Regions from separate parts of the Homo sapiens genome. Here region 2 is linked to region 1. Evidence: chromatin loops called from intact Hi-C (ENCODE). Cell type or tissue: heart right ventricle. All regions are shown on one strand. Each heading gives the region's core, and the rest is flanking DNA. Links, peaks and the distances in the headings are about the cores only. Region 1 overlaps LINC02408 (long intergenic non-protein coding RNA 2408). Region 2 has its middle 14 kb from the start of LINC02442.

Region 1 (12,483 bases), core at 1,822-9,821:
GAATCTTTCTATGAACAAGATAACTACTTCTTTTTATTTGGCTACTTTTATGCCCTTTGGTCAAATTTTAAAGTTCTAAAAACATATATGTTATTAAGTTTGTTCTTAGACATTTTATAATGTTTTCAGATATTATTATAAATGAGGCATTGTCTTCCATTATATTTTTATAGCAGGTTATTATTTGACATAGAAAAACTTTTATAAATTTTTTTCTTTTTTATTATTATACTTTAAGTTCTGGGGTACATGTGCAGAAAGTGCAGGTTTGTTACATAGGTATACACGTGCCATGGTGGTTTCCTGCACCCATCAACCCATCATCTACATTAGGTATTTCTCCTAATGCTATCTCTCCCCTAGCCCCCCACCCCCGACAGGCCCCAGTGTGTGATGTTCCCCTCCCTCTGTCCATGTGTTCTCCTTGTTCACCTCCCACTTATGAGTGACAACATGCGGTGTTTGGTTTTCTGTTCTTGTTTCAGTTTGCTGAGAATGATGGTTTCCAGCTTCATCCATGTCCCTGCAAAGGACATGAACTCATCCTTTTTTTGTGGCTGCATAGTATTCTGTGGTATATATGTGCCACGTTTTCTTTATCCAGTCTATCATTGATGGCATTTGGGTTGGTTCCAAGTCTTTGCTATTGTGAACAGTGCCGCAATAAACATACGTGTGCATGTGTCTTTATAGTAGAATGATTTACAATCCTTCTACTATACAATCCCAGTAATGGGATTGCTGGGTCAAATGGTATTTCTGGTTCTAGATACTTGAGGAATTGCCATGCTCTCTTCCACAGTGGTTGAACTAATTTACACTCCCACCAACAGTGTAAAAGCATTCCTATTTCTCCACTTCCTCTCCAGCATCTGTTGTTTCCTGACTTTTTAATGATAGCCATTCTAACTGGCATGAGATGGTATCTCATTGTGGTTTTGACTGGCATTTTTCTGATGACCAGTGATGATGAGCATTTTTTCATATGTCTGTTGGCTGCATAAATGTCTTCTTTTGAGAAGTGTCTGTTCATATCCTTTGTCCACTTTTTGATGGGGTTGTTTTTTCTTGTAAATTTAAGTTCTTTGTAGATTCTGGATATTAGCCTTTTGTCAGATGGATAGATTGCAAAAATTTTCTCCCATTCTGTAGGTTGCCTGTTCACTCTGATGATAGTTTCTTTTGCTGCGCAGAAGCTCTTTAGTTTAATTAGATCCCATTTGCCAGTTTTGGCTTTTGTTGCCATTGCTTTTGGTGTTTTAGTCAGGAAGTCTTTGCCCATGCCTATGTCCTGAATGGTATTGCCTAGGTTTTCTTCTAGGGTTTTTATGGTTTTAGGTCTTACATTTAAGTCTTTAATCCGTCTTGAGTTAATTTTTGTATAAGGTGTAAGGAAGGGGTCCAGTTTCAGTTTTCTGCATATGGCTAGTCAGTTTTCCCAATGCCATTTATCTAATAGAGAATCCTTTCCCCGTTGCTTCTTTTTGTCAGGTTTGTCAAAGATCAGATGGTTATAGATGTGTGGTGTTATTTCTGAGGCCTCTGTTCTGTCCCATTGGTCTATGTATTTGTTTTGGTAACAGTACCATGCTGTTTTGGTTACTGTAGCCTTGTAGTATAGTTTGAAGTCAGGTAACATGATGCCTCCAGCTTTGTTCTTTTTGTTTAGGATTGTCTTGGCTATGCAGGCTCTTTTTTGGTTCCATATGAACTTTAAATTAGTTTCTTCCAATTTAGTGAAGAAAGTCAATGGTAGCTTGATGGGGGAGGGCAGTGAATCTGTAAATTACTTTGGGCAGTATGGCCATTTTCATGATATTGATTCTTCCTATCCATGAGCATGGAATGTTTTTCCATTTATTTGTGTCCTCTCTTATTACCTTGAGCAGTGGTTTGTAGTTCTCCTTGCAGAGGTCCTTCACATCCCTTGTAAGTTGTATTGCTAGGTATTTTATTCTTTTTGTAGCAATTGTGAAAAGGAGTTCACTCATGATTTGGCTCTCTGTTTGTCTGTTGTTAGTGTATAGGAATGCTTGTGATTTTTCACATTGATTTTGTATCCTGAGACTGCTGAAGTTGCTAATCAGCTTGAGGAGATTTGGGGCTGAGACAATGGGGTTTTCTAAACATACAATCATGTCATCTGCAAACAGGAATAATTCAACTTCCTCTTTTCCTGATTGAATACCCTTTATTTCTTTCTCTTGCCTGATTGCCCTGGCCAGAACTTCCAATACTATGTTGAATAGGAGTGGTGAGAGAGGGTGTCCTTGTCTTGTGCTGGTTTTCAAAAGAAATGCTTCCAGTTTTTGCCCATTCAGTGTGATATTGGCTGTGGGTTTGTCATAAATAGCTCTTATTATTTTGAGATACGTTCCATCAATACCTAGTTTATTGAGAGATTTTAGCATGAAGGGGTGTTGAATTTTGCTGAAGGCCTTTTCTGCATCTATTGAGATAATCATGTGGTTTTTGTCATTGGTTCTGTTCATGTGATGGATTACATTTGTTGATTTGTGTATATTGAACCAGCCTTGCATCCCAGGGATGAAGCTGACTTGATTGTGGTGGATAAGCTTTTTGATGTGCTGCTGGATTCAGTTTGCCAGTATTTTATTGAGGATTTTTGCATCAATGTCCATCAGGGATATTGGCTGAAATTTTCATTTTTTGTTTTTGTTGTCTCTGCCAGGTTTTGGTATCAGGATGATGTTGGCCTCATAAAATGAATTAGGGAGGATTCCCTCTTTTTCTATTGTTTGAAATAGTTTCAGAAGGTGTGGTACCAATTCCTCTTTGTACCTCTGGTAGAATTTGGCTGTGAATGCATCTTGTCCTGGACTTTTTTGGTTGGTAGGCTATTAATTACTGCCTCAATTTCAGAACTTGTTAGTGGTCCATTCAGGGATTTGACTTCTTCCTGGTTTAGACTTGGGAGGGTGTACGTGTACATTAATTTATCCATTTCTTCTAGATTTTCTAATTTATTTGCATAGAGGTGTTTATAGTATTCTCTGAGGGTAGTTTGTATTTCTTTGGGTCAATGGTGATATCCCCTTTATCATTTTTTATTGTGTCAATTTGATTCTTCTCTCTTTTGTTCTTTATTAGTCTGGCTAGTCGTCTATTTTGTTGATCTTTTCAAAAAACAAGCTCCTGGATTCATTGATTTTTTGAAGGGTTTTTTTTTTTCTCTGTCTCCTTCAATTCTGCTCTGATCTTAATTATTTCTTGTCTTCTGCTAGCTTTTGAATTTGTTTGCTTTTGCTTCTCTAGTTCTTTTCATTGTGATGTTAGGGTGTTGATTTTAGATCTTTCCTGCTTTCTTTTGTGGGCATTTAGTGTTATAAATTTCTCTCTAAACACTGCTTTAAATGTGTCTCAGAGATTCTGGTACATTGTGTCTGTGTTCTCATTGGTTTCAAAGAACATCTTTATTTCTGTCTTCATTTTGTTATTTACCCAGTAGTCATTCAGGAGCAGGTTGTTCAGTTTCCATGTAGTTGTGTGGTTTTAAGTGAGTTTCTTAATCCTGAGGTCTAACTTGATTGCACTGTGATCTGAGAGACTGTTAGGATTTCCGTTCTTTTGCATTTGCTGAGGAGTGTTTTACTTCCAATTATGTGGTCAGTTTTAGAATAAGTGTGATGTGATTCTGAGAAGAATGTATATTCTGTTGATTTGGGGTGGAGAGTTCTGAAGCTGTCTATTAGTTCTGCTTGGTGCAGAGCTGAGTTCAAGTCCTGGATATCCTTGTTAATGTTCTGTCTCATTGATCTGTCTAATATTGACTGTGAGGTGTTAAAGTCTCCCACTATTATTGTGTGGGAATCTAAGTCTCTTTGTAGGTCTCTAAGAACTTGCTTTATGAATCTGGGTGCTCCTGTATTGGATGCATATATATTCAGGATAGTTAGCTCTTCCTGTTGCATTGATCCCTTTACCATTATGTAATGCCCTTCTTTGTCTTTTTTGATCTTTGTTGGTTTAAAGTCTGTTTTATTACAGACTAGGATTGCAACCCCTGCCTTTTTTTTGCTTTCCATTTGCTTGGTAAATATTCCTCCATCCCTTTCTTTTGAGCCTATGTGTGTCTTTGCACGTGAGGTGGGTCTCCTGAATACAGTACACTGATGGGTCTTGATTCTTTATCCAATTAAAAGTCTGTATCTTTTAATTGGGGCATTTAGCCTGTTTACATTTAAGGTTAATATTGTTATGTGTCAATTTGATCCTGTCGTTATGATGCTAGCTGTTTTGCCCGTTAGTTGATGCAGTTTCTTCATAGTGTTGATGGTCTTTACAATGTGGTATGTTTTCGCAGTGGCTGGTACCGGTTGTTTCTTTCCATGTTTAGTGCTTCCTTCAGGAGCTCTTATAAAGCAGGGCGGGTGGTGACAAAATCTCTCAGCATTTGCTTGTCTGGAAAGGATTTTATTTTTCCTTTGCTTATGAAGCTTAGTTTGGCTGGATATGAAATTCTGGGTTGAAAACTCTTTTCTTTATGAATGTTGAATATTGGCCCCCACTCTCTTCCGGCTTGTAGAGTTCTTGCTGAGAGATCTGCTGTTGCTCTGATGGGCTTCCCTTTGTGGGTAACCCAACCTTTCTCTCTGGCTGCACTTAACCTTTTATGCTTCATTTCAAACGTGGTGAATCTGACGATTGTGTGTCTTGGGGTTGTTCTTCTCAAGGAGTGTCTTTGTGGTGTTCTCTGTATTTCCTGAATTTGAATGTTGGCCTGCCTTGCTGGGTTGGGGAAGTTCTCCTGGATAATATCCCGAAGAGTGTTTTCCAACTCAGTTCCATTCTTCCCGTCACTTTCAGTTCCACCAATCATAGACCAAACATAGATTTGGTCTTTTCACATAGTCCCATATTTCTTGAAGGCTTTGTTTGTTTCTTTTCATTTTTTTTCTCTAATCTTGTCTTTTTACTTTCTTTCATTAAGTTGATCTTCAATCTCTGATATCCTTTCTTCTGCTTGATCGATTCGGCTATTGATACTTGTGGATGCTTCACAAAGTTCTTGTGCTGTGTTTTTCAGCTCCATCAGGTCATTTATGTTCTTCTCTAAACTGGTCATTCTAGTCAGCAATTCCTCTAACCTTTCTTCAAGGTTCTTGGCTTCCTTGCATTGAGTTATAACATGCTCCTTTAGCTCAGAGGAGTTTGTTATTACCCATCTTCTGAAGCCTACTTCTGTCAATTCGTCAAACTCATTCTCCATCCAGGTTTGTTCCCTTGTTCGCGAGGAGTTGTGATTCTTTGGAGGAGAAGAGGCATTCTGGTTTTTGGAATTTTCAGCATTTTTGCGCTGGTTTCTCCCCATCTTCATGGATTTATCTACCTTTGGTCTTTGATGTTGGTGACCTTCGGATAGGGCCTCTGAGTGGATGTCCCTTTTGTTGATGTTGATGCTATTCCTTTCTGTTTGTTAGTTTTCCTTCTAACAGTCAGGCCCCTCTGCTGCAGGTCTGCTGGAGTTTGCTGGAGGTCCACTCCAGACCCTGTTTGCCTAGGTATCACCAGCAGAGGCTGCAGAACAGCAAAGATTGCTGCCAGTTCCTTCCTCTGGAAGCTTCATCCCAGAGGGGTGCCTGCCAGGTGCTAGTGAGAGCTCTCCTGTATGAGGTGTCTGTCGGCCCATACTGGGAGGTGTCTCCCAGTCAGGATACATGGGGGCCAGGGAACCACTTGAGGAGTCAGTCTGACCCTTAGCAGAGCTTGAGCGCTGTGCTGGGAGATCTGCTCTCTTCTTAGCCATCAGGCAGGGACGTTTAAGTCTGCTGAAGCTGCACCCACAGCCGCCCCTTCCCCCAGGTACTCTGTCCCAGGGAGATGGGGGTTTTATCTGTAAGTCCCTGACTGGTGCTGCTGCCTTTTTTTCAGAGATGCCCTGCCCAGAGAGGAGGAATCTAGAGAGACAGTCTGGCCACAGTGGCCTTGCTGAGCTGCAATGGGCTCCACCCAGTTTGAACTTCCTGGAGGCTTTGTTTACACTGTGAGGGTAAAACTGCCTGCTCAAGCCTCCTCAGTGGCGGACGCCCCTCCTCCCAGCAAACTCTAGCGTCCTAGGTTGACCTCAGACTGCTGTGCTGGCAGCCAGAATTTCAAGCCAGTGAATCTTAGCTTGCTGGTCTCCATGGGGGTGGGACCCACTGAGCCAGACCGCTTGGCTCCCTGGCTTCAGCCCCCTCTCCAGGGGAAAGAATGATTCTGTCTTGCTGGCATTCCAGGTGGCACTAGGGTATGAAAAAAAAAAAAAAAAAAAAACTCCTGCAGCTAGCTCAGTGTCTGCCCATATGGCGGCCAAGTTTTGTGCTTGAAACCCAGGGCCCTGGTGGCATAGGCCCTGGAAGGAATCTCCTGGTCTGCGGGTTGTGAAGACCATGGGAAAAGCGCAGTATCTGGGCCAGAGTGCACCATTCCTCATGGCAAAGTCCCTCAGGGCTTCCCTTGGCTGGGGGTGGGGGGAATCCCCCTACCCCTTGTGCTTCCCAGATGAGGCAATGCCCCACCCTGCTTTGGCTCGCTCTCCATGGGCTGCACCCACTGTCCAACCAGTCCCAATGAGAAGAACTTGCTACCTCTCTTGGAAATGCAGAAATCACCTGCCTTCTGTATCGATCTCGCTGGGACCTGCAGACCTGAGCTGTTCCTATTCGGCCATGTTGCCAGCAAATATAGAAAAACTTTTGATAAGCTTACTAAGTTCTCTTTTTGCCAATAATATACTTCTTTTCATTTATTCTTTATTTTAATTTGTTTGTTTTTAGAGATTGGGACCCCCTGTGTTACTCAGGCTGGTCTCAAATTCCTGGCCTTAAACGATCCTCCCACCTTGGCCTCCCAGAGTGCTGGAATTGCAGGTGTGAGCCCATCATTTATTCTTTTGAGTTCTCTAGGCATGGGAAAAATAATTTTTCTACTTATTTCCCATTTCTATACTGGATAGTATTTTCTGAAAAGCTGAGTAATACTGGAGATACTGGGTATCCTTGTCATGTTCCCAATGGTAATGAGAATTTTTCTACCATCTCATCATTAGGCATGAGGTTCTTTATGCCTACTTTACTAAGATTTTGTATCTTAAAAAGTCAGGTATGGCTGGGTGCAGTGGCTCATGCCTGTAATCTCAGCACTTTGGGAGGCCGAGGCAGGTGGATCATGAGGTCAGGAGTTCAAGACCAGTGTGGCCATGATGGTGAAACCCCATCTCTACTAAAAATATGAAAATTAGCCAGGCGTGGTGGTGGGTGCCTGTAATACCAGTGAATAGTTTCTACTCAGGAGGCTGAGGCAAAGAATTGCTTGAACCCAGGAGGTGGAGGTTGCAGTAAGCTGAGATTGCGCCACTACACCCCAGCCTGGGCGACAGAGTAAGACTCCATCTCAAAAAACAAAAAAGTCAAGTATATATATCCTTTATGGATATAATTAATTAATTTATTTTTAAGAGACAAGATCTTGCTCTGTCACCCAGGCTGGAGTGCAGTGGTGTAATCACAGCTCATTGCAATCTGGAACTCCCATGCTCAAGAGATTCTCCCACCTCAGCTTCCTGAGTAGCTAGAACTACAGGCATAGGTCACCAGGCCTGTCTAATTTTTTCAATTTTTTGTGAAGACAGGGTCTCACTATGTTGCTCAGGCTGGTTTCAAACTCCTGGCCTCAAGTGATCCTCCTGCCTTGGCCTCCCAGAGTGCTGGGATTATAGGTGTGAGCCACCACACCCAGCCAGGAATAGATTTTTTATCTTGTCAAATGCTTTTATAGCATGTAGGGCCTTGAACTTTTTATTATTTTGTTACTTGACTCATAAACATAAATTATATAAATATATTTATTAACTTTGAACCATTTTTGCATTCTAGAATCTCTTGACTTGGTTATGGTGTAATACTCTTTAATATATTATCCAATTATAGTTGCTAAAATCACACTTAAGATTTTAATGCCAACATTCATAAATGAGCTTGGTCTTTTCTTTTTAGACTCTATTTAGGTCAGATTTATGTATAAATATTATGCTGACTTTGCCGAACAAGCCTTTCTTTTCACAGCCCCTTTTTCCCCCATGCACTCTTGGAAAGTTTAAATAGTATTGAAATTAATTTTTCCTCAAAAGTTTTAAGGATTTCTCTTATGAAACATGGTACTTTTAGGCAATTTAGGATTTTGGTAAGTTTCTCAATTTATCCCATAGTTATCAGTCTGTTTTCTGTCTCTTCATGGTTCAGCTTTGGTGATTTTTTTTTTTCCAAAAAAAATTATTTGTTTTCAGATTTATTTGCTTTCAACGTTGCAAAGACTTTATTAGGAGCCTTCCTATTTCCCATTCCTCAGATTTCTATTGATGGAAGAGAATGTATGAGTATGATATTTCTGACTGCTCTGTCACCCTTGCTGCCTCTCCCCAAGGGAGGGGGAGTGACTTCTCTGGCTGTGAAACTGGGCGCTTAGCTGAACACGAGTGGCTTGGCTTTATCTCTTTCAAAGGAGCTGCTCCTCAGAATTCACATGCTCCCTTTGGTTCAAGGAGACTGGCCTGGCCCTGCAGGGCCTGACTGTGGATTGGACGGTTTTTTATCCAAATTCTCTGGAGTGTTTGGAAGCTCATTGGGTTGCGATTCTAAGCCTTATATTGTAATCAGCTTAACAACAACAGGTCTGACTTTTGATCTTTATTGATTTAATGCCTCACTCTTAGTTCTCCATATTTTCTCGCTTGGGAGGAGGAAAGAGTGGTTTTATTCATTAGGACCTTCAAACCCTTAATATTGATTTTAATAGATGGCTAAGGACTAGAATTTAGGGGATAAAATAATACATAGAAATGGAACCTTCTTAAAGGCCAGCTTGGGTAGTTTGGGACTATGTCAGGACACTAGGTATTTGAGAAGTGGTTTATAATCACTATCGTCCTGTACCTGGTCTTCACCTGGCATGGGCCTCAGTGTGGGGAGAGAGAGAAGGCACCTCTGTAGCTCATTGACACCAAATGCTACACCTTTGCTTTCACCAAAGCAAGCAGCTAGGACAAGGATTAAATGATCAGAAAAGAACCTTTTAGTTTCAGTTAAAGCAGATTGAGATTCAGTGTGCAGATTTTGTAAGTATTGTGGGTGCAATGAATTTCTCTCTGTAACTTTTTATTCTCAGCAAGGACTGCAGAGAGCTAAGTTATATAAGATCTCTCAAACTTAGATGTGCAAACAAATCTCTCGGGGGGTCTTGTTAAAGTGCAGATTTGGATTCTGTAATTCTGGGGTAGAACCCAAGATTTTGCATTTCTAGCAGGTTTCAGGTGATGCTGCTACTGCTGATCTGAGAGATGCACATTATGAGGTGTTAGACTTTGCTTAGCAGACCCCACTTTGATTTCTTCTTATCTTGTTTTGAACAGCATTCAAGGTGAAAGAAGCCATTTTGGACTCATGCAGCTTGTCCTAGGCTTTGGGTTCAGATTAACCTCCGCCATGTGGCCCCCAGTTGGCGCTGCATGTGCTAATCACATAAATTCTGATCTGGCTTCAAATGTCAGTGACCTAGGCTATCTCTTTACTATGCAGAAGTGGTAGATTTCATTAATAAAAAAAATTAAAGGTAGACTGAACTTTTGTCGTATAGCAAATATGTCATCTTCTTGGTTTGAAATGGAGAAACAATTCAGTGAATGTATTTCAAATTTGCAGGCTAAAGCAGGCGATTTTAGAAGGCTTGTGCCTGGAATACTCTGAGAATCATTTTTCCTGGGGAAATCAAGGAGGAACTAGATTAGTATTTAAAAATATGCTTTCCACTACCATTGGTATTTAAAAATATGCATGCCCACTACCATTAAAACAGGGATTATGGGCAAATGAAAGAAAAATTAAGGAAGACAGACTTAAGAAGAGAGTTTCCCTCTGAGAAAAAGTCAGACCTTACAGGATAGACTAGCTACATATATAGAACATATATACACTCATATCCAACTGCTTTTAAATATAGGCTTGCAAAAGGAAAGATATTTTGGTATTTATCTGAATAGAGAGGGGTTGCTAGAGAATAGAGAAATCTAGACAAGAATTAGAAGAAGCACTGCTCAGATACTAAGAGCAAAGAAGGTCCAAGAGTGCTAGCATTATACAAGATTGAGAAAGAAAGGAAGCCCCTTAAGAAGGAGGTTAAGCAGTTAAAAACCTTAGCTAGGCCCTCCTGAAAGGAGAGAACCCCAGCGGGGAAGAACACAGTCCACTGCAGGTAAAGCTGCGGCAGAATGATCATCACTGTAAGCCCAGGAGATTCAGAAGCAGAGGAAAGAAAGGGCCTTCAGGAGATCAGGACGGTTATTAGCCCTCATGAAAGCCCTTAGGGCACAGGCTTCAGACAGCCTCATAGGCACTCCTGCTCGGAAATTGGCTGAGAGATCCTCTAGCAGAAACACATGTGAAGACAAGGAGAAAAACTGTTCCTTGGAGCCAGGTGTCATGGGCTTCAGCAATCACATTCCAAGAGACAGCAGTAGCTGCCACAGTGTTGCTGACAGGTGCTGCTGAGTCTCTGGGATGTGATAGACCCCAGTGGCATGTATCAGGTTCTACTAAGAACTAGTTCTGAGAATGTTATTTTGTTACATTAACTGCTCTAGGGGCTGTGGATTTACTTGAATTGTTTTAAACTTTGGCAGGTGTGAGGCTGGTGCGTCATATTTGAGATCTTTTAGTCCTTTGAACTTTCCACTTTTAATCAAAGAGAAAACAAAATCCCATAAAAGAAAACCAGCACACAGGGAAAATGTTTTGTAACAAATGTGACAAAGGCTAATTTTCTTAATGCAAAAAACCTAAAATGCAGTAGAAAAAAATGGGCAACAAATATGAACAAGCAATTTATAGAAGAGATAATATGAAAGCCTTTTAAGCAAACGAAAACACTCAACCTCAGCTGTAATTTTAAAAATGCAAATTAAAACAAAGTCCTTTTTTACCTACTAGATTGGCAACAAAGTTTTAAATGTGAAAATGCACTGTGCTGAAGATGTGAGAACACAGGCATCTATGCATTTCTGGCAGAGTGTAAATTGAAAAACTTTCTTTGAAGCCGGGTGCAGTGGCTCATGCCTATAATCACAGCACTTTGGGGGGCTGAGGTGGGTGAATCACAAGGTCAGCAGTTCGAGACAAGCCTGGCCAACACAGTGAAACCCCGTGTGTACTAAAACTACAAAAATGGTGGGGCGTGCCTGTAGTCCCAGCTACTCGGGAGGCTGAGGCAGAAGAATCGCTTGAACCCGGGAGGCAGAGGTTGCAGTGAGCCGAGATTGCACCACTACACTCCAGCCTGGGTGACACAGTGAGACTCCATCACAAAAAACAGAAAAAAGAAAAAACCTTCTTTGGCGAGCAACTTATCAATATTAATAAAAATGTTTTAAGCCCATAGTCTTTGACCTAGCGATCCAACTTGTAGAAAATATTTCTACAGAAAAAAATTACATGTATGCACAAAGATACGATGACTGTGTGTCTATGAGAGTGTATTTCCCAAAGCATTGTTTGTAGCCTGAGAGCAATTTCAATATTCATTAACTAGAAAGTGGTTCAATATATTATGATGCATTCATATAATGCAATGCTATGTAGTCATTAAATGAGTAAGATTTATGCTGATGTGGCTATAGTCTGCAAGATAGATTGCTAATCAGTTAGAACAATGTACAGAACATTGTCAATAGGATGCCATGGTTTGTAGGGAAAATGTGGGGTAGTACATTTATATGCATAAATGCATTGGATATGTTTTATTCTCTATTTCAATGTAACTGGCACTTACCCCTAACTCCAGCCACTGCTGTGATGACCAGTTCTTTGCAGGCTTCAACAAGCTTCACACTGGTGCACTGTGACAGTGTCTCTTCTCAGGCCTGCAGTGTGTACTATTTGCTCCTGCCTGTCTTAGTCAGCTCAGGCTACCGTAACAAGTACCATAGACTGGGGTGGCTTAGAAAATCCAGGATCATGGTGCTGTCCATTCGGATCCTGGTAAGGGCTTTCTTCCCGGTTTTCAAAAGGCTGTCTTCCCTCTGTGTCCTCACATGGCAGAGAGAGTGAACTTCAGTCTCTTCCTTTTCTTATAAGGACACTAACTCCATCATGGGGCCTCCACCCTCATGACCTCGTTAAAACCTAATTACCAACAAAGGCTCCACTTCCAAATAATATCACATTGAGGGGTTAGGGCTTCAACATAGGAATTATGGAGGGACACAAACCTTCAGTCTATGACACTGTCCCAGGGCTTCTCTGAAGCTGCGGAGAGAGACTCTCACACAAACCCATTCAACATTCACGCACTTGCAGTGTAGAAATGCAAGGGAATTAACTGTTTGGATACCCTCCATCAATAAAGCACAGGAAACACTAGATAAGTGCCTCTCGTTTCACACTCAGGTGGACAGTTTAGAGTCACAGTTTATGAAGATTTCCAGAAGCCCCA
Region 2 (12,483 bases), core at 2,790-10,789, 49 kb after region 1:
AAACAAATTTTGCTGTTGGTCAGTTTTACTCTGGTTGAAGTAATGCATATTAGAAATAAAAGAAATCTTAAATAAGGACCATCTTCTAAATGTTAGCCAGGGGAGAAAAAAATAACAATGAGTCTTATCTACTGTTAAAGACTGTTTGTATCCTCCCAAAATTAATCTGTTGAAGCCCTAACCCCCAGTGTGATGGTGCTTGCAGATGGAGCCTTTGGAACATAATTAGGTTTAGATGAGGTCCTGAGGGTACAGCCCTAATCCCATGATATTACTGCCCCTAGAAGAAGAAACACTAATGAGTTTGCTCTCTCTCTCCACCACGTAAGGACACAGCAAGAAGGCAGCCATCTGCAAGCCATGAAGAGAGCCCTCACCAGAAACAAAGCATGCCGGCACCTTGATCTTGGACTTCTAGACTCCAGAACTGTGAGAAAATACATTTCTGTTGTTTAAGCCACACAGTCTGTGGTGTTTTGTTACAGTGGCTTGAGCAGATTAATCTGTTTACCAAAGGGAAGATGGACGTACACGCTATGGCTAGGAAGGAATGATAACTTATCATTGAACCTAAATGTAGGGGATGTCCTGCCTAAAATTTTGACCATGCTTTTATTTGTGTGTATGTATTTTTGTTTTGTTTTGTTTTTGCTCCTGGGTCAGCCTTGGGAGGGTAAATCACTACTGAAAGAAACATGGCTTTGTCCCCCAAAAAAGGATGAACATGTAGACCCTCTGGGAGTAATCAAGGCCTAGTATTAAGGAAAGACAGGGAAAGGTCAGGAGGCCTTTACTTCTGTGAGTGTCTGGAACCCAAAAAGACAATAAAAGCCTGCTGCGGATTAGGGCCTCAAAGTCAGTAGCTTCCTAGCCTCATTCTTGGAATTTACATCCCCAGGAAGAAAAAAGGGTTGCTGGTTGGGAGTCCTCAAATGGTAGGCTATTAGGCCACTTGTGACATGGCACTCTTGAGACAACTGGTGCATTGGAGGATAGTTTCAAGGTAAACAGTGAACCTGGAGCTCCTTGCCTAAGCTTGGATTTGAGCAAAAAAAAAAAAAAAAAAAAAAAAAAATAGCTTTGTTCAAAAATCCAAAATGGCAGAACCAGCTTCCTGAAAGACATGGCTCCTCATTTCCATCCACCCCCACAGACCTGGACCAGAAATATTCCTCAGTGCCCTTTAGATCTTATGGAACAAGTTTTCTTCAGTGATACCACATGTTGGTGAGAAGCTATGACAATAAATGTCTGATCTCTGCTTAGGTGTGGAAGTCAGACAAATTCCTCTATTCACAAAACCCCACAGATTGAGTGGCTTAATCTGTGTTTGCCTTTAGGGTTCTTTGATATTGAAAGACAAAGGGTAGTCTCAAGAGTAAGAGACTGAACTTGATAATCTCGCATGTGTGTGTTCAAGTTGATTTTTAAATTTAATTTAGAATAGAAAAGAAATGTGTATATCTCTGCAGTTGACAAATTTGGTTAACTACAGGCATAACTGTAGCAGTGTGTGCATAGTAATTGTCAGTAAGTGCCCTTTGAAAGATTTAAAGTCAAGTGGATGTTGGTTCAGAAAGGGATCATGGTCCATGTGTTTCTTTTCAAATGAATGAATGAATTTCTTTCCTGGCCGAGGTTGAGAGACTGCAGTGAGCTATGAGCTATCATCGTACCACTGCACTCCAGCCTGAGTGACAGAGCAAGACCCTGTCTCAAAAAAGAAAAAAAGGAGAATTTATTTCCCAAATGGTTAACATGCTGTTGAATATGAAAACTAAGTGAGACTGAAAATGACAAACTCATTTCTGTATTTGATCTTTTTAGCAATATTCTCAATTCCTCTCTCAAGCTACCTTCATGGAAAAATAGGAAAAACAAGTAAGATCTAACTCTGCAAAAGAATAGAGTTATAATTTTATTCACCATTTGTGAATCTCTATGAAAATGGAAAATCTGGTGAGAACAAATATAGTCAGTAATATCCTGATGAATAGATCAGGTATAAAATCTGGATACTAATGAACCATATTAATGTACCCAATTAAGTGTTTTAAGGTGAAAATCAATTATGCTTTCTGGTGTTGTCTTAGTTCATTCACGCTGCTATAACAAAATACCTTAGGCAGAGTATTAAAAACAACAGCAATTTATTTCTCACAGTTCTGGAACTTGGAAGTCCAAGATCAAGGCACCAACAGATTTGGTGTCTGGCGAGGGCTGCTCTGCTTCAAACATGGCACCTTCTTGCTGCATCCTCATATGGCAGAAGTGGGCAAATAGCTCCCTTCCACCTCTTTTATAAAGTCACTAACCCCATTCATGAGAGCTCTACCATCATGACTTAATTATCCCCTAAGGGCCCCAACTCTTAATACTATTACATTGATGATTCAGCTTCAATACATGAATTTTGAGGGGACACATTCAGACCACAGCTACTATTAAATGTTTTGAACTAGAATTAAGTTTTTTCTTACCTTTATGAACACGGCAACACTTTCAGATTCTACAATAATTTCAAATGAAAAAGAGACTGGTTTCAGCCACAAGTTCTCTTAAGCTCTCATATTGTTTGGCCACGTGTTGAGGTAAGGAGGTGATTGGATCAACGGGGGTGGTTTCCCCCATGCTGTTCTAGTGATAGTGAGTGAGTTCTCAAGAGATGTAATGGATCTGTAAGGTGCGCTTCCCACTTGGCTTTCTCTTCTCTCTCCTGTCGCTTTGTGAAGAAGGTGTCTCCTTCCCCTTCTGCCATGATTGTAAGTTTCCCGAGGCCTCCCCCAAGTTATGCAGAGTTTTGAGTCAATTAAACCTCTTTTCTTTATAAATTACCCAGTCTTGGGCAGTTCCTTATAGCACTGTGAAAACGGACTAACAGAAGCTTTTTATCTTAGCATCTCTTCACTTTCCTTCCACTCCACACCTAAATCCCACCCCTACTCCCAAAAATTTATTAAAAAAAAAAAAAAAAAAGCTTTTCATGCTTAAGGCCAGGTGTTCCAGACTAGCCTGGGCAACAAAGTGAGACCTTATCTCTACAAATAAATAAATGTTAAAAAACAAGTAGCTGGGCATGGTGGCATGTGCCTGTGGTACCAGGTACTTGGTAGACTGAGGCAGGATTGCTTGAGCCCAGGAGGTTGAGGCTGCAGTGAGCTATGAGCTATGATTGCACCACTGCACTCCAACCTGGGCAACAGAATAAGACCCTGTCTCTTGGGGGAAAAACAAGCTTTTCTAATGAACTCATTAGCATTAGTATTCTGGTAATATTCTTAAAGATCTGATTAAAAGACAGTATATAGATTTTAATAATTATAATATGAAGAATCTTGTTAAGACCAAAAGGTACACATTTCTTAAACCTCCAAAATCAATCTTCTTTCCCTAGGTTTTAAACCCATCATGTGTTATGTAAAACAAAACAAAAAAAAAACCTTAATCATATTTGAATAATAGTTAGGAAAATAAAATGGTGAGTACTTGGTTGACTTTTTGATGTGTAGGAAATATACTTGCACCCTGAAGAGTTGAAGCAATCTATCCTGTTATGCAAATGTGAAGGTTATGGGTAACTTATCTTGCCATGACAGAGTATTTTTTTAAGTTGTCAAAACTATTGTGGCCTTGACTATCCACAGACATTTAATGCATCTGCAGATTAGCAGGTTAATAGTTCTCAATCTGCCATCCCTATTCAAACACAAAATCTAGGTCTTGTCTAAGAGTTATTAAATTGGCATTTTGTCTTGTCTTGTGAATTAGCTCATATTCACACATTGAAATCTCAGATCATATCTGTAGTTGGCAAGGAAAACAGTAACACTGAGCCGTGCTGTTAAAAGGTAGATGACCTGTTAAAATAAGGAATAAACAAAGAGATAAAAAAAAAAAGAAAGAAAGTTTCTGCTCTTTTTGAAATCCATGTTCTCTTAATATGATTCAGCCTTGTTTTGTGGCTGGTGAAGTGTTTCGCATTTGTAAATTTGGGCTCAATAACTGTTTAGCTCAGAAAAGCCAACTGTATGTCATTAATTGTTGGACTGTTTACAGTAGTCTCATTTCTAACTGGAAAAGGCCCCTGGAAAATGTTTTCAGAATCCAAAAAGACAAATTGTTAATGTAGAGCATTTAAAATAAAACATCATTTTTCAATATATCAGTTGTTTTAAAGTATTTTCTATGCTGGCATTTGCAATGTATATCACTGTTGATGATAGGGTATCTTAATCCTCCTCTTATATATTGGAAATTTCTAGTGGCTTTCATTGTATCTATCTATATATATGTTTAATAAGGGTTGGCAGGTATTGCAATTTACATACATTTTACATAGAACTGATCAACTATGTTTTGTTTTGTTTCTTGAGATGGAGTCTCGCTCTGTCCCTCCTACTGGAGTGCAGTGGCGTGATCTCGGCTCACTGCAACCTCTGCCTCCTGGATTCAAGCAATTCTCCTGCCTCAGCCTCCCAAGAAGCAGGACCACAGGTGTTCACCACCATGCCTGGCTAATTTTTTGTACTTTTTTTAGTAGAGACAGGGTTTTGCCATGTTGGCCAGGCTGGTCTTGAACTCCTGACCTCAGGTGATTTGCCCCGCTCAGCCTCCCAAAGTGCTGGGATTACAGGAGTGAGCCACCACGCCTGGCCAGAACTAATCAACTATGTTTTTGTTGCATCTTTGCCTGTCTCTCCCACTGGGCTATAAGCTCCTTGAGACCGGGAATTGTGGCTTTGTCTTATATACTTCTGCCTAACACAATCCCCTTGTTGTTTGCATGCATTTGTTTTTCTGTAAACATTCATTGGATACTTGCTAGGTGTGAGGCAAGCTGCCAAGGTTTCTATTTGAGTTACCTCATACCCTCAGAACAACCTAATAGCTTAGGCATATTATTGCCCTCAGTTTTTTAGGTGAGGAAGTGAAGGCATAGAGAACATAAACTTTGACAGGTGAGTGGCAGCCTCAGGCTTCAAACCCAGGCAGCCTGATTTCAGAGACTTTGCTTTTACTTTCAGGACTAGTGCTTTACTAGTGAGAGAACGGAGGCGAGGATGGTCCTAAAAGGACGCTGAGGTAGATAATAGTGTTCATTTTCTTAAATCCTGAAGCCAGACCTTTGAAAGTGGTTGATTGTTCAGCCCGTCTTCATACCCCCAACCATTCTCTTATATGGCCTGTAATTTACTTGAAATACCTCTATGTCCACATTTTGTATACAGTTATACTCCCTAGATGCCTAGAATAAGATCTGAAGTGCTCCAATCAGAAATCCGTACTTTGAAGGTGGTTAGTTAAAATTGGAAGGATCTCAGTAAGGAAGTATAGTATTTTCTACACTCTAGTAGCAAGTATTTTAAATACTACTATACAAATATGCCCTCCAAGGGTTGATGATGCAACATAAGGATACTAGAAAGTGCTTTACTATTGGTGAAATAAGCTGTGTTTATGATACATGGTTACATGGAAAGATTTGTATAGAAAACTCCTTTCCTTGTATGAATAAGAAATGGGGATCCAGGTAGCCCTGTAGCCGAACACCTTTTATAGAGTGCCTAGGTCTAGAACTCTAATCGATCATGCCCCCCACTTTATGGAGGATTTTGTTGGCTAATCCACCTAGCTGATCCTGCTAATAGAATACATGTTGTGTTTGCTCAGGAGAGCTACTTTCATGCAAAGTGCTTGTCAGAACACCCAGAAAGTCAGAGAGCCATGATTTCACCAAGTTTACAAGAACTGGTTTTAGGGCTATGTTTTGTATACATGTCAAAATCTGGTCTGAAATTTGCTAATAGGAAAGTTGTGGAAACGCGGGGACATAAAATTCCCACCGTCTTTTGATTATCTGAAGCTACCAACAGTGGTAAATTGTAAATGGCCAAGGTGGCTTAGGGAATTTCACAAAACCTAACTTTCTTCTTTTATTGAGATATAAACCTTGGCATTATTTCCAGCATTTATGTCTCTTTAGTAAATAATAATTAACTATTCAAAAAATTATCCAGCCGGGCACGGTGGCTAACGCCTGTAACCCCAGCACTTTGGGAGGCTAAGGTGGGAGGATCACAAGCCCAGGAGTTCGAGACCAGTCAGCCCAATATGGTGAAACCCCATCTCTACTAAAAATACAAAAATTGGCCGGGTGTGGTGGCACATGCCTGTAGTCCTAGCTACTCAGGAGGCTGAGGTGGAAGAACTGCTTGAATTCAGGAGGTGGAGGTTGCAGTGAGCCAAGATGGCGCCACTGCACTCCAGCCTGGGTGACAGCGAGACTGTATCTCAAAAAAAAAAAAGAAAAAAAAAAAAGATTATCCATTGCATGATGCCGTTTACCTATTTTTGAAATTCTCTTACTTTGCACAAGGTCAAAGTTGTATAGACCATCTTTGTCTATTATAGGAAATCATACCTGGTCTATTATAGGGACATTTTTATGAATGTTTTCTGGAAGTATGAACAGATGATATAAGACTTATCCAGAGGGCTTACAAAAAAAGTGTTGACACTCTATGTCCCATCAAATTATTCTACAACAAACCAGGGATAGACAGCTGCAAATTTGAGCATTGAATGACAGAATTTCCAGGGACACCAGAAAACTCCCATGGCTTCCTTCTCCTTTCTAAAAAATGCGAATTTAGTGGTGAATAACAAAAGGAGGATTTACAAAGCTAGAGTTTTGATCCTAGTTGGGGAAATCAACTTCCAAAGGATGTTAGCAGAAACATCCAATAGTTCTTCTAAATGCATCTCTGCAAATTATTACCATTAAATCTATGTTAACTGAGGAAAAAAAATCTACCACTCAAGGATTCACATAATAAAGAAGATGAAATTAGAATATTCTGCTTTTCTGCCATGACTATTATATCTACCATTTGGCACAAATATTTCTTTTTTTAGTTTTCTTTTATTTTTAATTGACACACAATAAATGTACATATTATAAGAAACAGCATTTCAGTACATGTACATGTTGTGTAATTATCAAATCAGGGTAATTAGCACATCCATAATCTCATACATTTATTGTTTCTTTGTAGTGAGAACATTCAAAATTCTTTCTTCTAGCTATTTTGAAATATACAATACATTGCTGTTAACTATAGTCACCCTACTGGCACAAATATTTCTGTAAGGCTGTTTATAGTTTTTTATTTAGGTACATATTCCACAGATGTGGATTTTAATTGAAAAATCAGAACTGCTTATGGCTAGTGGAAAAAATACTACAAATTTTCAGGGCAACAAATCTCCAATCAGAAATTCCACAGTGATCTAATTATTGAAGAGTTTTTTGAGAAAGTCTTTCAAATGTGGTCTTTTTTGTGGGAAAGGATTTAGGGGATTTATCAGGTTAAAGCTATTTGGGTTCACACCTATGAACTCATGGCTAGAAAAGACTCTGAGACTCCTTTTTTATTCCTTTTTTCTAAATTAAAGTGTAATGCATTTGGGTCAGAATGTCACTGATACTGTCCTTCCTTAAACATGTATAGACTGGGAGATCCCATATCATCCTTTTATACCTGTGGAACATGCACCTTACATCTCTGTTTTTAAGCTTTACTTTACTTCATTTAGTGGAAATGTTTAAGCTGTGTTGCCATAAATTTGGACTTACTCTCTGGCTTAAATTAGGTTGCATTGGGAAAAGTTTGCAAAGTATTTGAAGAACTATAGTACTTAGTATTTACTAAGTAAACTTAAACATTGTTTGATTGTGATAAGCTATTTGATCCAACATACATGTATCAAATGCCTGCTAAGTACCAGGCACTCTGCCACACAAGGAGAACTTTAATGCATCCCTGTCCTTAAGGAGAACATCCTTGTTCGTCACCAGGAGAAAAGCTACAGCCTGAAGTAAACTCATCCTACCAAGAGAAGTGGAATGACTACATTTGAGCCAAAGAAATGTCAAACACAAGGGTTACTACATGCCACTGTACTGGTATTGCTTTATAATTTTGTTTCTCTCTTCCTGCCTGGCTAAGAGGAGAAAGAAGACGAACATTGTAGAAGTAAGTAATTGAAAGCAAAATCTTTAATGACTTTCTCCAACTCACTAGTAGGCTCCAGGTTAGAACACTTTTCCAGAAGCGATGAAGCTTACAGAAATGAAAATGTTAACATACCTTCAAAAACGCGCCACAACTGGTACTAGCCACAGTTGGTTTACAAGGAAATAAAAGCTAGAAAACAGGATTCCTAGCCCTGTGTTTCAGTGGTGGTGTAATTTTTGCATGAGAAAAAGTAACTCTTTATACCCGAGCTTTCCAATATGGTAGCCACTAGCCACATATGGCCATCTAAATTTAAATTTAAATTACTTAACATTAAATCAAATTAGATATTCAGTTCCTCCATCACACCATCCTCATTTCAGTGGATGGCACTCCAGAGCACACAGGGTTCCTGGCTACTGTACTGGGGACACAGATCACAGCACATTTCCATGATCACAGAGAGCTTGGTTGGACAATGGCTGCTTCACATCGGTCACTTCCAGATGTCTTAATTTGAAGAACAAGGTTCAAGGTGGCTTAGACCTCCTTATTGCTCCTCTGTGTGTATGAGTGTTCTAACTGAGTGGCTAGAGCTAATGCTTGTTTTCATGGTAGAGTCCAGGTGTTATCTATGGAAAGGTAAGCAGGTAGAGCATCTCTGGAAGCACCAACACTATCATTATTTCCCTTTTGCCATAGCTATTGAGGAGAAGAAAGTCTTAGTTCACAATGATGTGAGTAGTTACCTTTTCTCCAAATCCTCTGCTAGAAGAAACCCTAGATCCTAAGTCCACTCCTTCTGTGTCAACCTGGCTCACAGATCCAGCTCAGTGGTCACTACTAAAGGCACTACCCTCACTGCTGCTCCCAGCACTGCCCACCACCTATTTCTAAGGCTCTAGGTATTGACCAAACCATTGGTAATTCCTCTTTGGTTTCAGAGATATGGAAATTATTCAATTACAGAACCACTGAAAGAGTGAATATTAAAGATATCTATCAATTTGGGTGACTAGGATGTATTCTGAAAAACATTTGTGGTATCCGTTGTTCTCACCAAAATTCATCCATCATTTTAATTATCTGATGACTCTGTCTGGCACATTAGCAATACTATGTCTTGATCTATTTTGGAAACAAACACATGAACATCTTGTAGCAAGAGTGTAAGTATTCAAGTACTGATCCCTAGTACAATAGATAAAGTGTATAAGTACCTTTGTGTCCATTGAGATCAGGCTTTTCAACCATATGTGTCAAGATTAGGTCTGGTTTTATTACCAAATAACTTTCCCCAAAAAACTTGGTTTTCAGAGCTTATTGGATTTTGGAATTGCAGAGGTGGGAGTGCAGACCATTAGCTCCCTCTTATTTCTCTTTCAGTGTCTTCTCCTCTGAGAACTTTCTGTGACCACTTTCTCTGACCACCTACACTAGGACTACATTTAAAGAGCCTCCAAAGGCAACTTGCAATTTTCTACCATATGTTATCACAGTGCAAGTTCCTTAAAGGCAGGGATCTGTCCCTTTTTGTTTCCTGCTATGCCCCTATGTCGCCATACCAACTCAGTGCTGGCAAACAGTAGGCACTCAATAAATACTTATAGAATGGATGAGGGAGTGAGTGGATGTTGGATGAATGACTCCTGTCATAGCCTCCTAGCAGTGGCCTCTTTCCTCCAGTATCTTTCTATTTTAAATTATCCGTGGCAAGGAATCCGCTGTGTTTACTGACATCTGTTTTCTCCTGTTCATGGACACAGCTAGCCTACATTTCCCAGTCCTTGCTGAAGTTAAGGAGGTCATGTGACTGACTTCTTGCCAATGAACTGCAGGCAGAAAACATGCATGTCCCTTCATGCCTGCCCCGTAAACCCTCTACATGCTCTCCTCTTTCATCCCCTAGCCAAAGACAGAGGCTCCAGGAAAGAACTCTGAGGCTCTAGAAGATGGCAGAGCTACAGATGGAAAGATGCCCTGCAGGACTGTGTGTTTGTTTGCTACGGCTGCCATAACAGAGCGCCACAAACTGGGTGGCTTCAACAACAAAAATCCATTGCCTCAGTTCTAAAGACTAGAAATCTGAGGTCAAGATGTTTGTAAAGTGGGTTCCTTCTGAGGGCTGAGAGGGAAGGATCTGTTCTAGGCCTCTCTCCTGACTTGTAGATGGCCATCTTCATGTTCACATGACGTATTCCCTGTAGGTGTGCCTGTGTCCAATTTCATAGGAAAACCAATCCTATTGGACTAGGGCTCAATCTACTCCTGTATGGCCTCATCTTAACTAATTACATCTATAACAGCTCTATTTCCAAATAACGTCATGGCCTGAGGAACTGGAGCTTAGGACTTCAACATATGAATTTTTTCAACCAGTAACAGGCCACATAGAAGACCACTTGCCAAAGAAAGACACGTGCATTACATTTTGCATAAGACGGTTTATGTTAAGCCACTGAGATTCTAGGGGTTTCTGTCACGGCAGCTAGTGTTTCTTACCAACACTAAGACACCATCTCGTCACACTAACCTTGGCTTTGAGAGTAATAAAAATAATAATACACTTATATATTACACTTTTTGGAAATGCAAAAAAAAAAAAAAAAAATTAGGCTTCAAATCGTTCCTCAGCCTTCAGACTTATAATTCTGTCTAGACTTGCAGCATCTGATTGCTCCAGTGGATGGGCTGTTGTCTGGAGAGAGTCGCTCTCAGTGTGTGGTAGCCAGAGAACAGGCCTTGAAGTTGGGGGACCTGGGCTTCAGTTCTATCTCTGCCCCTAGAAATGCAGCATGACCTTAAGGCAAATCATGTTTTCCACTGAGCCCTTGTTTAGTCATTGGAAAAAAGAAAACAATCCTTCCCTCTTGGTGTTGTTGGGAAGATTAATCAAATTAAATTAATCTTCCAATTAGCACAGAGTCTGGCACGGAGTAAGTGCTTAATATGTTTTCTTTTTAAAACAAGAAGAGGCAGATTTTTTATCTGGGAACTGTGATCTCACCCTTCTACATTGGTGTTCAGTGTCTGAGGGACATAGGACTTGGCAGCCTTAGTAAGACAAACCTAGGGGCTGATATTTGGAGTGATGGCCTGAAGAAAAGGAATTATGAGTGTTCTATATGAGTCTGAGGGCCATACAAGGAATTTAACTCAATAAAGCTGTCCATCACTCAGTACTAACCAATGATGGGCAACATTTTAAGGCAAGGAGTTTTCTGTCCAGCTGGCTAGACCATGGCTCAAAGAGTGGTCCTGCTAGGCCTGGTTTCTGGGTGCCAAGAATGGCATGGGTTGACACACAGAGAGGCAGTTTCCTAAAGTTTGGGCTGTGGGTTGGTTTTGGTGGGGTGATTTTGATATGATTCAGATGAGTAATTGGAGTAGATTTACAGCACAGCCATTCTATGATTAGGACAGCAAGGTGCATTCGCATAGAGTTAGACATAAAACAGGTGCATTCTTATCGAGTATGAGGAAACAAAATGTTTGCTTGAAAATGTGTGTGCTCTGGGGAGAAACTGGAGGGGTGAGCCATGGCAGCATGAATGGCCATGATGGAGAGTAGGGAAGAAACCACCAAAGGAGAAGAGTGGGGGTAGTGTGGGCACTCAAGAGCACAATTCCCTGCCACACTTTTCATAGAACTGGTCCCACTCCCCACTCAGAAAGGGCAGAATATTTGTCAAAACATATTTTCACTGTCATGAGCCTTAGGTTCTCCAGTAATCACCCCATCAAAACCAACCCACAGCCCAAACTTTAGGGAATTGCCTCCCTGTGTGTCAACCCATGCCATTCTCAGCACCAGAAACCAGGGCCTGGTAGGGCCGCCCTTCCAGCCATGGTCCACACTGCAGGGCTTCAGACTCCCTCCGAGGCAGCATGGTTCTGAGAAACTAGAGGGCAAGCTGTTGATTCCAGACTTTAAGGACACAGAGTGGGAACTGCTGACTCCAACATTTACTAAGAGCTTGAGTGGGGATCCTTTGGAAAACCTCATAGTCAGTTAAACTCATCATGCCTCACTTTATTTTTACCCTAATGACTGGCTAGATATAAGCCTCTCTAACGTCTGTGCTCATCCCCAAGCTGCTCTGTGCTTCCTCTCTCCTATACAGCCTCCCGCTGCTGCTCCTTGTTCCCTCATCAATTTTTCCTCTGAACCATATGGAAACTCTCTCCACCATGGCAAATACATTCCCTACCTCCAGCTCCATGGCCTGATCGAACTCTGGCTCTCCCTACAATACACCCAGCACTTCTCTTGCAGTTTTTCTTTCTCACACACATATAAACAGCATGTACCCCCGAGGAGGTGGGTTGGGGACCAAGTATCCCCCCTACCCCCCACCAGCACCATTTCAGGATTATCACTTCTCTCCCATAGTATAAGAAATCCTGCTTCTGGGAAGGCTTGTGCCATCTGGCTCTACTTTCAACCACATGCTTAATTGCTCCA

The links. A loop is a pair of places that touch in the nucleus more often than their neighbours do. Peaks named below come from ENCODE experiments on the same cell type or tissue, not always from the same donor. Only the 100,000 strongest peaks of a DNase experiment are listed, where the experiment ranks them.
Region 2: it touches region 1 in a loop (1.8-fold over the local background); 5 of 110 quality-filtered maps call a loop at or near these places.

The regions. Positions count from the first base shown.
Region 1 is chr12:67,549,504-67,561,986 of GRCh38, forward strand. All of the region lies in intron 2 of LINC02408 (long intergenic non-protein coding RNA 2408), which reads left to right. Among named protein-coding and RNA genes, the nearest start is that of LINC02442, 34 kb to the right of the region's middle. RefSeq lists enhancers at 5,548-6,049, 6,050-6,549. In heart right ventricle, for the core only: no CTCF peak of the experiment used is centred there; a DNase peak (open chromatin) is centred at 5,947.
Region 2 is chr12:67,597,281-67,609,763 of GRCh38, forward strand. No RefSeq gene overlaps it. Among named protein-coding and RNA genes, the nearest start is that of LINC02442, 14 kb to the left of the region's middle. In heart right ventricle, for the core only: no CTCF peak of the experiment used is centred there; no DNase peak of the experiment used is centred there.